Linked DNA regions of Homo sapiens: region 2 is linked to region 1. The links are chromatin loops, found by intact Hi-C in ENCODE. Cell type or tissue: IMR-90. All regions are shown on one strand. Each heading gives the region's core, and the rest is flanking DNA. Links, peaks and the distances in the headings are about the cores only.

Evidence for each region. Peaks named below come from ENCODE experiments on the same cell type or tissue, not always from the same donor. Only the 100,000 strongest peaks of a DNase experiment are listed, where the experiment ranks them.
Region 2: a loop joins it to region 1, with 4 times the contacts of the local background. A loop is called at or near these places in 9 of 110 quality-filtered maps.

The regions. Positions count from the first base shown.
Region 1 is chr10:17,427,589-17,432,972 of GRCh38, reverse strand. All of the region lies in intron 2 of ST8SIA6 (ST8 alpha-N-acetyl-neuraminide alpha-2,8-sialyltransferase 6), which reads left to right. Among named protein-coding and RNA genes, the nearest start is that of ST8SIA6, 24 kb to the left of the region's middle. In IMR-90, for the core only: a CTCF peak has its summit at 2,055 (motif pointing right); DNase peaks (open chromatin) are centred at 742 and 2,052; H3K27me3 peaks cover 588 bases.
Region 2 is chr10:17,596,085-17,601,468 of GRCh38, reverse strand. HACD1 (3-hydroxyacyl-CoA dehydratase 1) reads left to right here. Exons shown (of 7, transcript NM_014241.4): 5 at 2,058-2,179. Among named protein-coding and RNA genes, the nearest start is that of HACD1, 19 kb to the left of the region's middle. In IMR-90, for the core only: a CTCF peak has its summit at 2,176; no DNase peak of the experiment used is centred there.

The sequences.
Region 1 (5,384 bases), core at 62-5,061:
AATAAATAAATAAATAAGGAAGTGACACATAGAAATTGGCAGTGAGGTACAGAAACAGCTGGGTTGGTTACAGGTTGGCGTTTGTCTTATTTGAACACAGTTTGAACACTTAGCAGTCTATGAGTCGTTGAAGTATGGCCGCTGGGATTGGCCAAAACTCAGCTATTGTTATAGGCACATACTTCTAAGTTAGCTTTTCAATCTTGTCTGACTATTAAGCTAGGTTACAGTTCGTCCACAAGGACCCAAATATAGAAGTACGGAGTCCTCAGGCCATATTTAGTTTGCTTTAACAGGTCTCACTCATCTGTTTCCTTGAGCCATTAAGCAGGATCTAAATCAGACACCAATTTGGTGTCAACTCTTTGAAAAGCTGAAAAGTGTGTTTATCATTGTCTGTGAACTCATATGCAACTGCATTTGTTGGCTATATTTTTTCCTGCTAGCATGTTTTTAGCATAAAGGTCATAAACTGGCAATAATAATGTATCATAAACGCAGGTAGTCTCTTGAAATTCACATTCGTACGCATTACATCACGGCAAATGCGTGGGGTGGAAAAGGACCTTCTCCTCCTGTCTGCCCGGATTGTTGTAATTGCCTCAGAACTAGTGTCCCCTTCCAGAATCTATTCTCAAAACAGCACACTAAGTGGTCCTTTTAAATACAAACTCCATCCTGTCCTCTCCTCCAGTGACTCCTCAGTTCACTCAGTGAAAGCTGAAGTCCTTTCCGAGGCTGGTGAGTCATTAAAAAATCTGGTCCCCACTGCTTCTCTGACTTCATCTCTTTCAATTCTACTTGCTCACTGTGTTCCAGCTGCATGGAACTTCCAGTTATTTCTAGAACATAGTATGCTCTGGCGCCTTGTCTCCAACAGTGTTCTCTTCCTGGACTAAGGGTCTTTCATGAGCATCCCCCAGATACCCACCTAGTCTACTTCTTGCTTCCGGTTTTCGGCTTCCGGCTTCCGGCTGTCTCTCCCTTCAGCCTCCACTCCTATCCCTACTTTCCGCTTCCTCTTTCTTTGCCCTATTTTTTCCTGTACCACTTTTCACCATATGACACCACATATATTTCACAGTACTTGTTCTTATCTATCTCCTCCTACTAGGCAGCGAGCTCCATGTGGACAGAGATGTTTGTCTGTTTCATTTACTGTTGTGCCTGGAATAATAATGGCATATAGTAGAAACTGACTATTTGTTGGGCAAATTCCTTTTTTTTTTTTTTTTTCCAAACGAAGACCATGAGGCACAGAGAAATTGCAGTGATTTGCCTAAGGTCACACAGTTAGTAAGTATACAACTTGGGACTTGAACCCAGGACGCCTTCCCGCAGGGTTGTTTTTAGGACAGAGAGGATCTCACGCTGGCTTTCTGAATTCTTTCCTTGTTTTTCCAGCGGGCTCTGCGTTGTTGTTCTAACAGTTTATGCTTTTTCTACCATAGCCCAGGCGGGCTATATTTTTCAGAAATCCAAATAAATCTATATTACAGTCACACCCTTTCCCCCCCCTTAAAACGAAACTTTTATTCACTAAAATAACTGCTTTCAAATTGGTATATCATTATTCCGGTCACACTTTGAAATGATGTGCTTAAAATACTTTTAAAACAGCACTGTGAAGAAATTTCTTTTATATAAATGTTACAAATGTGGTTCAAAAGACCTGCCCTGACTTTCTTTCCCTTACCCTCCATCTCGGGGTGGGAGCTACCTGATCCTCAGGTGACTTCCAGCCATCCTCAGCGGCTAGTTCTCATCCTCATGTCGGCCAAAGGTGGCAGCCCTTGGGGCAGTCTGCATCACAGTTGAGAAGAGAAAAAAGGACGAGAGCAAAGGGCTTCTTCCTAATGAGGCTTTGCCTTTGTAGTTGAAAAGGAAATCCCTACTCAAAGATTTCTGCCTAAATCTTTTTAGCCATAAGTGTCACATGCTCAGCCTTGGCTTCTGGAAGTCTAGAAATATAAATGTCTCGCTTGGTGCCTGTGTATTGAAGGCAGGGAAAGGAAAGGGGTTTGGGAATGGCTTTGGGCCACTGTCTGCCACAAGAGGGAGCCCCAGATCACACTGAGCAAGTCTTTCACGTAACCTTAATAAGAACATAAAAGGAATAATCAGCAGAGCAAATAGACAACCCACAGAATGGGAGAAAATATTTGCAAACTATGCATCTGTCAAAGGGCTAGAATCCAGAATCTACGAGGAACTCAAACAAATCAGCAAGAGAAAAATAATCCCATCAAAAAGTGAGCAAAGGACATGAATAGACAGTTCTCAAAAGAAGATATACAAATGGCCAACAAACATAGGAAAAAATGCTTGACACCACTAATCATCAGGGAAATGCAAATTAAAACCACAGTGAGATACCACCTTACTCTGGCAAAAAAAATGGACATTATTAAAAAGTCAAAAACAACAGATGTTGGCGAGGATGGGGAAAAGGGAACACTTAGACACTGCTGGTGGGAATGCAAATTAGTACAGCTTTTATGGAAAACAGCGTGAAGATTCCACTAAAAGTGGATCTACCATTCAATCCAGCAATCCCACTATCAGGTATCTAGCCAAAGGAAAAGAAATCTATATGAAAAATACACATGCACACACGTTTATAGTAGCACAATTCACAATTGCAAAGATGTGGAACTGACGTAAGTGCCCATCCAATGAGTTGATAAAGAAGATGTGGTGTATATACACCATGGAATACTACCCAGCCATAAGAAGAAACAAAATAATGTCTTTTGCAGCAACCTGGATGGAGCTGGCGGCCATTATTCTTAATGAAGTAACACAGGAGTAGAAAATCAAAAACTGTATATCCTCACTTATAAATGGGAGCTAAGCTATGAGTATGCAGAGGCATACAGGGTGCATATAATGGTCTTTAGAGACTCAGAAAGGGGAAGATGGGAGGAGGGCTAGGGATCAAAAAACTACACATAGGTACAATGTACACTGCTCCGGCGATGGGTGCACTAAAATCTCAGAATTCACCACTGTACAATTCATCCATGTAACAAAAAAACACTTGTACCCCAAAAACTATTGAAATAAAAAAATTTTAACAAAGAATATAAATATTTGGAAGAGAAGAGATGCTATAGAAGAAGGTACCAGATGCTAAATGAAGCTCCAAATGGTAAAACGTGAAGTACAAATAGAAGTTGAAAAAGTAAGGCCAGGCATTGTGGCTCACGCCTGTAATCCTGACACTCTGGGAGGCTGAGGCGGTCAGATCGCTTGAGCCTAGGAGTTCAAGACCAGCCTGGGCAACATAGTGAGACCCCATCTCTACACAAGATACAAAAATTAGCTGAGCACGGTGGCATGCACCTGTAGTCCCAGGTATTCTCAGGAGGGTGAGGTGACAGGATCACCTGAGCCCGGGAGGTGGGAGTTGAAGATTTCATGGGCACACAGGGAGAAACACACAGGGAGAAAGTGAAAGGGAGGAGAGGCAGTTGGAAGGGCTTCCCGAGAAAAGCAGCCGCTGAGCTGTGTCTCCGGGGACGAGCTAAGCAACCATCCAGGTGGAGGAAGAGGCGGCCAAGCAGAAGGAACAGCAAGTAAAAGAAAAGCTGAATTCATGCCACTGCACTCCAGCCTGGGCAACAGAGTGACACCCTGCCTCGAAAACAGAAAAGAAAAATAGAAATAAAAGGTAGAAAAAGTACTGAGGAGTATGTGGGGGTGCTGGTGGTGGGGTTAGTCGTGGTGATGATCTATTATATCCCTAAAGTGAAAAACTGGCAGTATAAATGAATAAGCGATCATAAATTGTAAGGGTAATTGATGTAGTCCAAAATATGAAACCAAGTTTTAAAGAGATATATCTACTAATACTAGATATAAACCAACAGGAGGAGGGGGCACTACAGAACGAAACACAAGATGTTAAATGAAGCCCCAGATCCCGCTTACTGTATGTGCTACTAATATCATCATGAATCCCCACACACAACAGGAAGGGGGTGTGGCGGTGCAGCTCAGGCCACAAAAGCCACATAACATGTTGACAGCGTTCAACCCCCATTCATATCTCAGGTTATCATGGACTGACTTCTGCCCCACCTACTGTTCTCCCAGCAGGCTTTCTGCCGAGATGGTCGGCAACATAGCCAACAGGCATCTATCCTTGTATTACTTGCTTCCTCGAATTTGACCATGCCTTCCGCATCACACGATGCCAGCTCTGTGGCTGTCCTCTGCTTCTTGGCACTGCTCTTCACCTTCCTGTCCCCTTTTCTATCAATTCAGACACATTCTTCTGTCTGGCCTCTGCGCCCTTTTACTTGCTGTTCCTTCTGCTTGGCCGCCTCCTCTTCTACCTAGCCGGCTGCTTAGCTCCTCCCTGGAGACACAGCTCAGCGGCTGCTTTCCTCGGGAAGCCCTTCCAACGGCCTCTCCTCTCTGTAACTTTCTCCCTGTGTGTTTCTCCACATAGGTCAGTATGACGCCAGTGTCGACTGACTTTATTTGCCCACTTCTAGGGTAGATTGAGAACAATGCAACAGCAGGGACTACCCATCATTTTTGTATCTCCAGCATTTATGGAGGGTCATATATCAAATAAAAATAAGCATTTGCTACATCAGTGAATGAATGAAAGTATTAGGGTTTGTAATGTGCTCTACAGACAGGAAGCCATCAGCAAGACAACTAAGGAGGGCCAGAGTGTGGGGAGGGGAGGGGAAGGGCCGATGGCGGCTGCACCAGGACACACCCAGCTGGGTGCTTGGCACATATTATCTGCTTATCATCAAAGCAACCTATGGAATACATGTTCCAGGTTTTATGCGATAGCATTTAAAGAAATGGGCATTGAGGGAGATTTGGTCACTCACTTTAGTGAGGAAATCTGCTAGAGATAAGACTAAAAGTTAACAGGGCTTAAAATGAAGTCAAAACAATGTCTCAAAATGCTCTGACAATAAACACGATGATCTTGTTTCTTTTTCTTCATACAAATAGAAGGACTCTTGTGTACTTCTTGCCTACTCAAACTCAGAGGCAAAAAGAGAAAGTGCTAGTCAGGGCTGTCCTCTTTTCATCAGCAAGTGTGTTTCCATGAATCCAAGATACCTGGCCATTTCTGATAGGCCATTGCTCCTGCTCCTTCAGGAATAAAGGACGAAGTGCAAGGCATCGCCTTATCAACAGGCAAGTGTCCAATGATTGCCTCTGTGAGACTGAGTCTGACTTCAGTTCTCAATATTGTCTTTTTTGGAAACCCCTTGTCATACTGTCCCTGGAGAAGAATGTCCATGTATATCAGGACTTTGGCTGAATTCACATTCAGCTGCCATCCTCAAGTTCTTGTTTTCACTTGACTGTCTCCGTGACCTTGATCTATAGAAAGGAAATCCCATCAC
Region 2 (5,384 bases), core at 123-5,122, 170 kb before region 1:
TATTTATTTTTTGCTGACGATAGTTTCCCACTGGTACCTATTCAGCACTCGTTAATTAATTCAACCAATATTATTGAATGCGTTCTCTACACCTGGTGCTGTGCAAATTTCTGGATTTACAGAAATGAATAAGGTGGGCGGGTGGGGTGGCTCACGCCTATAATCCCAGCACTTTGGGAGGCTGAGGCAGGTGGATCACTTGAGGTCAGGAGTTCGAGACCAGCCTGGCCAACATGGTGAAACCCTGTCTCTACTAAAAATTCAAAAATTAGCCAGGTGTGGTGGTGCGCACCTGTAGTCCCAGCTACTCGGGAGGCTGAGGCAGAAGAATCACTTGAACCCAAGAGGCAGAGGTTGCAGTGAGCTGAGATCGCATCACTGCACTCCAGCCTGGGTGACAGAGCGAGATTCTGTCTCAAAAAAAAAAAAAAAGAACAAGGCAATCCCAGCTGTCCAGTGTACTGGCTGTTGGGAAGTGGGGTACACTTAACGTTAAATCACGCACAATGCTAATCATGCACCTCATCTGTGCCCGGCAGTGTGCTGGGATATGGCTGTTGATAAAACAAACATGGTTCTCGCCTGGTGGAGCCTATACTTGGGAGAGAAGCTAAACAAATATTTAATCATATACGTGTTAAGTGCTTTGAAGCAAGAGCTCGGTATGCGTTGCAGTATACCTAAGGACTTAGTCTGACGTAGGGAGTGCAAGAAGGCTTCCCTTAAGGAGGGATACAGATGTTGAATGCTGACATGTACAAGAGTTAGCCAGACAACTCTTAGTACAGATTGGCAAATGCCACAACACAGATATGAACAAAGTACAGTAGAAGAAGGGTGCTGGGCTGGGCATGGTGGCTCATGCCTGTAATCCTAGCACTTTGGGAGGCTGAGGCAAGCAGATTACATGAGATCAGGAATTCGAGACCAGCCTGGCCAACACGGTGAAACCCCGTCTCTACTAAAAATACAAAAATTAGCAGGGCATGTAATCCCAGCTACTCCGGAGGCTGAGGCATGAGACTCATTTGAACCTAGGACGTGGAGGTTGCAGTGAGCCGAGATCATGCCACTGCACTCCAGCCCGGGTGACACAGCAAGACTCCGTCTCACATAAATAAATAAATAAGCTAAATAAATAAATAAATAAAGGTGGTGAGCAAATAACTGCTCAGGGTGAGAGGAGAGGGTTGGAGTCAGTTTTCTAGAGGGCGAGATGTTTTAGCTGAATCTTGAAAGATAGGAAAAGATTTTTTATGGAATAAGAGAGTAACATTCCAGTGAGAGTGAATAGCATGTGTTAAATTGCACAAGTTCAGAGCATATTCTGGAAATAACAACATCTAGTGTCACCAGAGAGAGAAGTAGGTAGAAGGGTTGAATAATTGTAGATGAAGTTGGAGAGATTTCCGAGCAAGGATTGCAAAGAACCTTGAATATGGTGCCCAGGTATTAGGGCTCATCCTTTTATTCTGTTAAGAAGTGTGGGACCAGTGAAACTTTTAAATCACAGGACTTAGCTGATTCCAATTTGTTTTTTATGTATTTGCTTCTTTGACTTCTTTTTAAAAGACAACTTGCATTCATGAGGACAATAAAGGGAGGAAAGACTATTTAGGAAACAGTTACAGTAGTCAAGATGAGAGATGATAAACCCCTGAATTAAAATAGTAGTAAAAGGGCCAAAGATGAGTGAGCAATTCAAGCGTTGGTCCTACAGTAGAACAGGTGTGATTCAATGATTACTAGAAGTAGGAGGGTCAGATTTTGGTTTCAGCAAGGTAACATTGTCCTCTGATGATAGCGTTATTTCCTGAAGTGAAGGACGAGGGAAGAAAAACGAGTCTATGCTCAACTATTCCTGTGCATAAGATACGTTTAAGTTCCACGTTTATAATTAATTATGTTAATGGTGACTGCATTAAGTTTTCTATATTGCATTTGCCTAACCCTAACATTCCATTATAAATAAAAGGCAATAAATAAGTAAAGTAAGTACCTTCACTGAAAAGTAAGTTCTAGGTTGAATGACACTGGGTTTCTCTGTAATTCTGCAGATCCAGAATGAAGAGAGTGTGGTGCTTTTTCTGGTCGCGTGGACTGTGACAGAGATCACTCGCTATTCCTTCTACACATTCAGCCTTCTTGACCACTTGCCATACTTCATTAAATGGGCCAGGTGGCGATATCTTGCAGTTTAGTTTCTCCTTGTCCTGTGCATGCTTATTTTGTGTGCTAACGCCAGAGAATTAAAATTCGTGTTTCAGCCCCACGATGCCAGAATGCTGTTATAGGAGGTATAACTGGTATAACTAATAATTATACAAGTTATGATTTGTATTCTAAAAGCTTAATGATGAGAGAGGAATCGTATTAATAAATATTTTGAGTGAAATCAATGTGAGACAAATTGTGGTATCCTTAACCTCAGAATTAGTCATTCATTTTTTTTTGGAAAGCACAATATACATTTTTGGAATTAGCTTACATAAGCAGTACCAAAAATATGTTTTTTTTTTGTCTGTGATGTAAATTATTTTAATAGTCAATCTAGCAGCCACAATTTATACCATTTACACAATGCGATTGGTTTTTTTCTTTGCTTTAAGTTGCAGAGACATTTTTAAAAGTCACACTTACTTAAAATTGTATTATTTGGAATGTGGATAAAATTTATATTTGAAGGGCTCCAAATATATCCTAAAGCAACAGTTTTTAAAGGAAAAGATATCTGTTCTTCTTGAAGTTTGAATTCTTTGAGCAATTGACGTTTTAGAAAGTTATTATAAAAGCAAAACTGCTCTTTGGAGAACAAGTCACAAATCAGTATAGACTTGTTCATTTTATTCTTTGTATTGTACTTTATGGTAGCAATAACAATGACAAATGGTGTGTGCCTACTGCATGCCTGAGATGTAGGTATGAACAAAACAAATTCTCTGTCTTATGATGAAGACAAAACATAAACTAATAATATGTGATATGTCAGGTGGTGATAAATGCTGGGATTATAGGTGTGAGCCACCATGCCTGGTCAATTACTATTTTTTAATCCCAAGTATTATACATGTTCAAATATAATAAATGAGAATATATAAACCAAAAAGAAGGAAAACCACTTTTAAATTACTTATAATCTCTCTAACCAAGGATAACCACTGTTAATTGTGTTTTATGGGTTTTTTTCTCTTTTTTTTTTTTTTTTTTTTGAGACAGGGTCTCATTCTGTCACCCAGGCTGGAGGATAGTGGCACGATCTCGGCTCACTTCAATATCCACCACCTGGGCTCAAGCGATTCTCCTGCCTCAGCCTCCCAAGTAGCTGGGAGTACAGGTGCAGGCCACCACACCTGGCTAATTTTTGTATTTTTTGTAGAGATGGGGTTTTACCATGTTGCCCAGGCTGGTCTCGAACACCTGAGCTCAAGTGATCCACCCACCTCGGCCTCCCTAAGTGCTAGGATTACAGGTGTGAGCCACTGCGCCTGGCCATGTTATATACTCTTTGTGACTTTTTAATATTCTCTAGCTCTTTTTTAGACACTTGCGGCTTACCACTTTGTATATGATGAGATACTTTGAAATTATAATTTGAGCTTAAGTGTCTTGTCTGTCATAAGAAGGTTGTACTACCATTTATATGGATTTGGTTGGTTTTAATCTTACTGTACATGAAAATGTGTTTACCTTTAGTGACTGAGCTTTTTAAAGGTTGGCAGTTTTGAATGTAGCTGGACTCTAATCCTAGAACACATCAATATCATTTCGCATGACAATGTTCTGGACCTCTGGCACCTTTGAAAATACTAACTTACCATATAGTCTCTTTTCATGTGCTGAATTTACAAAATTTGTCTGAAGAGGATAGCAGAATGTACATTGCATATTTTCCTGAGGTTGGCACATTAGACTTGATGGCTTTGTGTGTCTGTCTTTTGGAATGCATTTGCATGTCTTGAGTGTCTGGAAAAGATAAAAACTCTGCCATCGTATGTTTAAATTTGCTGTTTAGAAAGTGTTTATCCATTGCAGGCTGGGCGTGGTGGCTCATGCCTGTAATCCCAACACTTTGGGAGGCCAAGGTGGGCGGATCACTTGAGGTCAGGAGTTCCAGATCAGCCTGGCCAACATGGTGAAACCCCATCTCTACTAAAAAATTAAAAAATTAGCCACATGTGCCTGTAATCCCAGCTACTTGGGAGGCCGAGGCAGGAGAATTGCTTGAACTAGGAGGTGGAGGTTGCAGTGATCTGAGATCACACCACTGCACTCCAGCTTGGTGACACAGCGTGACTCTGTCTCAAAAGAAGAAAGTGTTTATCCATTGCCTTAATGTTAAACAAGTTATACAGTCTTTCAGCTTTGAAATCATATGTTACATAATACTTTGTCAGTTGATCATAATCATAAATAATTATGTTTCATGTCAAAAAGATCTTAAAAATCCCAGCCATCTAAATATGTTTCCCAACTCCATTAAGTAAGGTAAAATAATATTTGTATTTATGTTCAGATGTTGAAGCTGTCATTCTCGAATAAAACTACACTTTAGAAATGGCTTCTTAGTTATAAGTAGTTTGGCCTATTGTTACAGTTTGAATATACTTTGATTCTATTTATGTGTCATAAGTGTTCTTGGAAAAGTCCTCAGAATAGGTAATTGTATATATTAAGTTAGGTTTTTCATATTGATTTAAAATGCACTCCCTTCAAAAAAATTTTAGATAGTAATTGGGAACCTTCAAAGAAGCATTGTATCTTTTTTTTTAATGTGGTCTATCCATAGTTAAATCTCCCATACTGCCCTCAGAACTTAGAGAAGTAGTAACATGCAATCTTTTTGAAGTGCAAGTAAAGTCAAATTATATAATTTGTTCCCATTTCATTAGAAATTTTCATTGCCCTTAAGACTTTCAACTAGCTTATTGTAGGAGTGTTAATTTTTTCTTCTATTGAAGAACAATCCTGCCAAAAAAAAAAAAAATCTTTTGAAAACCACATAAAGTAAAAATTGCAACTTAATCAGTTTGGGTATTTTACTGAGACAGGTATATAAAATGTCCAGTTATGGGATTTAATAAATTGAGGAATAGGGAAAGATTGATTTAAATGATACACAAATAACTACCCAAAACTGGTAAGAAAGCAGGGAGTTTCTCCAAGGCCAAGAAGGGATTAACAGGTACAGTGAAGGAATCATTCTTCTTTCTTGAATAGCTCATCTATTTTGGCAAATAATTCTGCCCTTCTCCCCATCTCTTATCTTCGCATATCCTTGACATACAGGAATAATGCAATTTTTAATTTGTCTCCAAGCTTCTTCAATACTGACAACTTTGACTTTTCTTTATAGATATTTCCTAATGCCAACAAAATGATTAAAT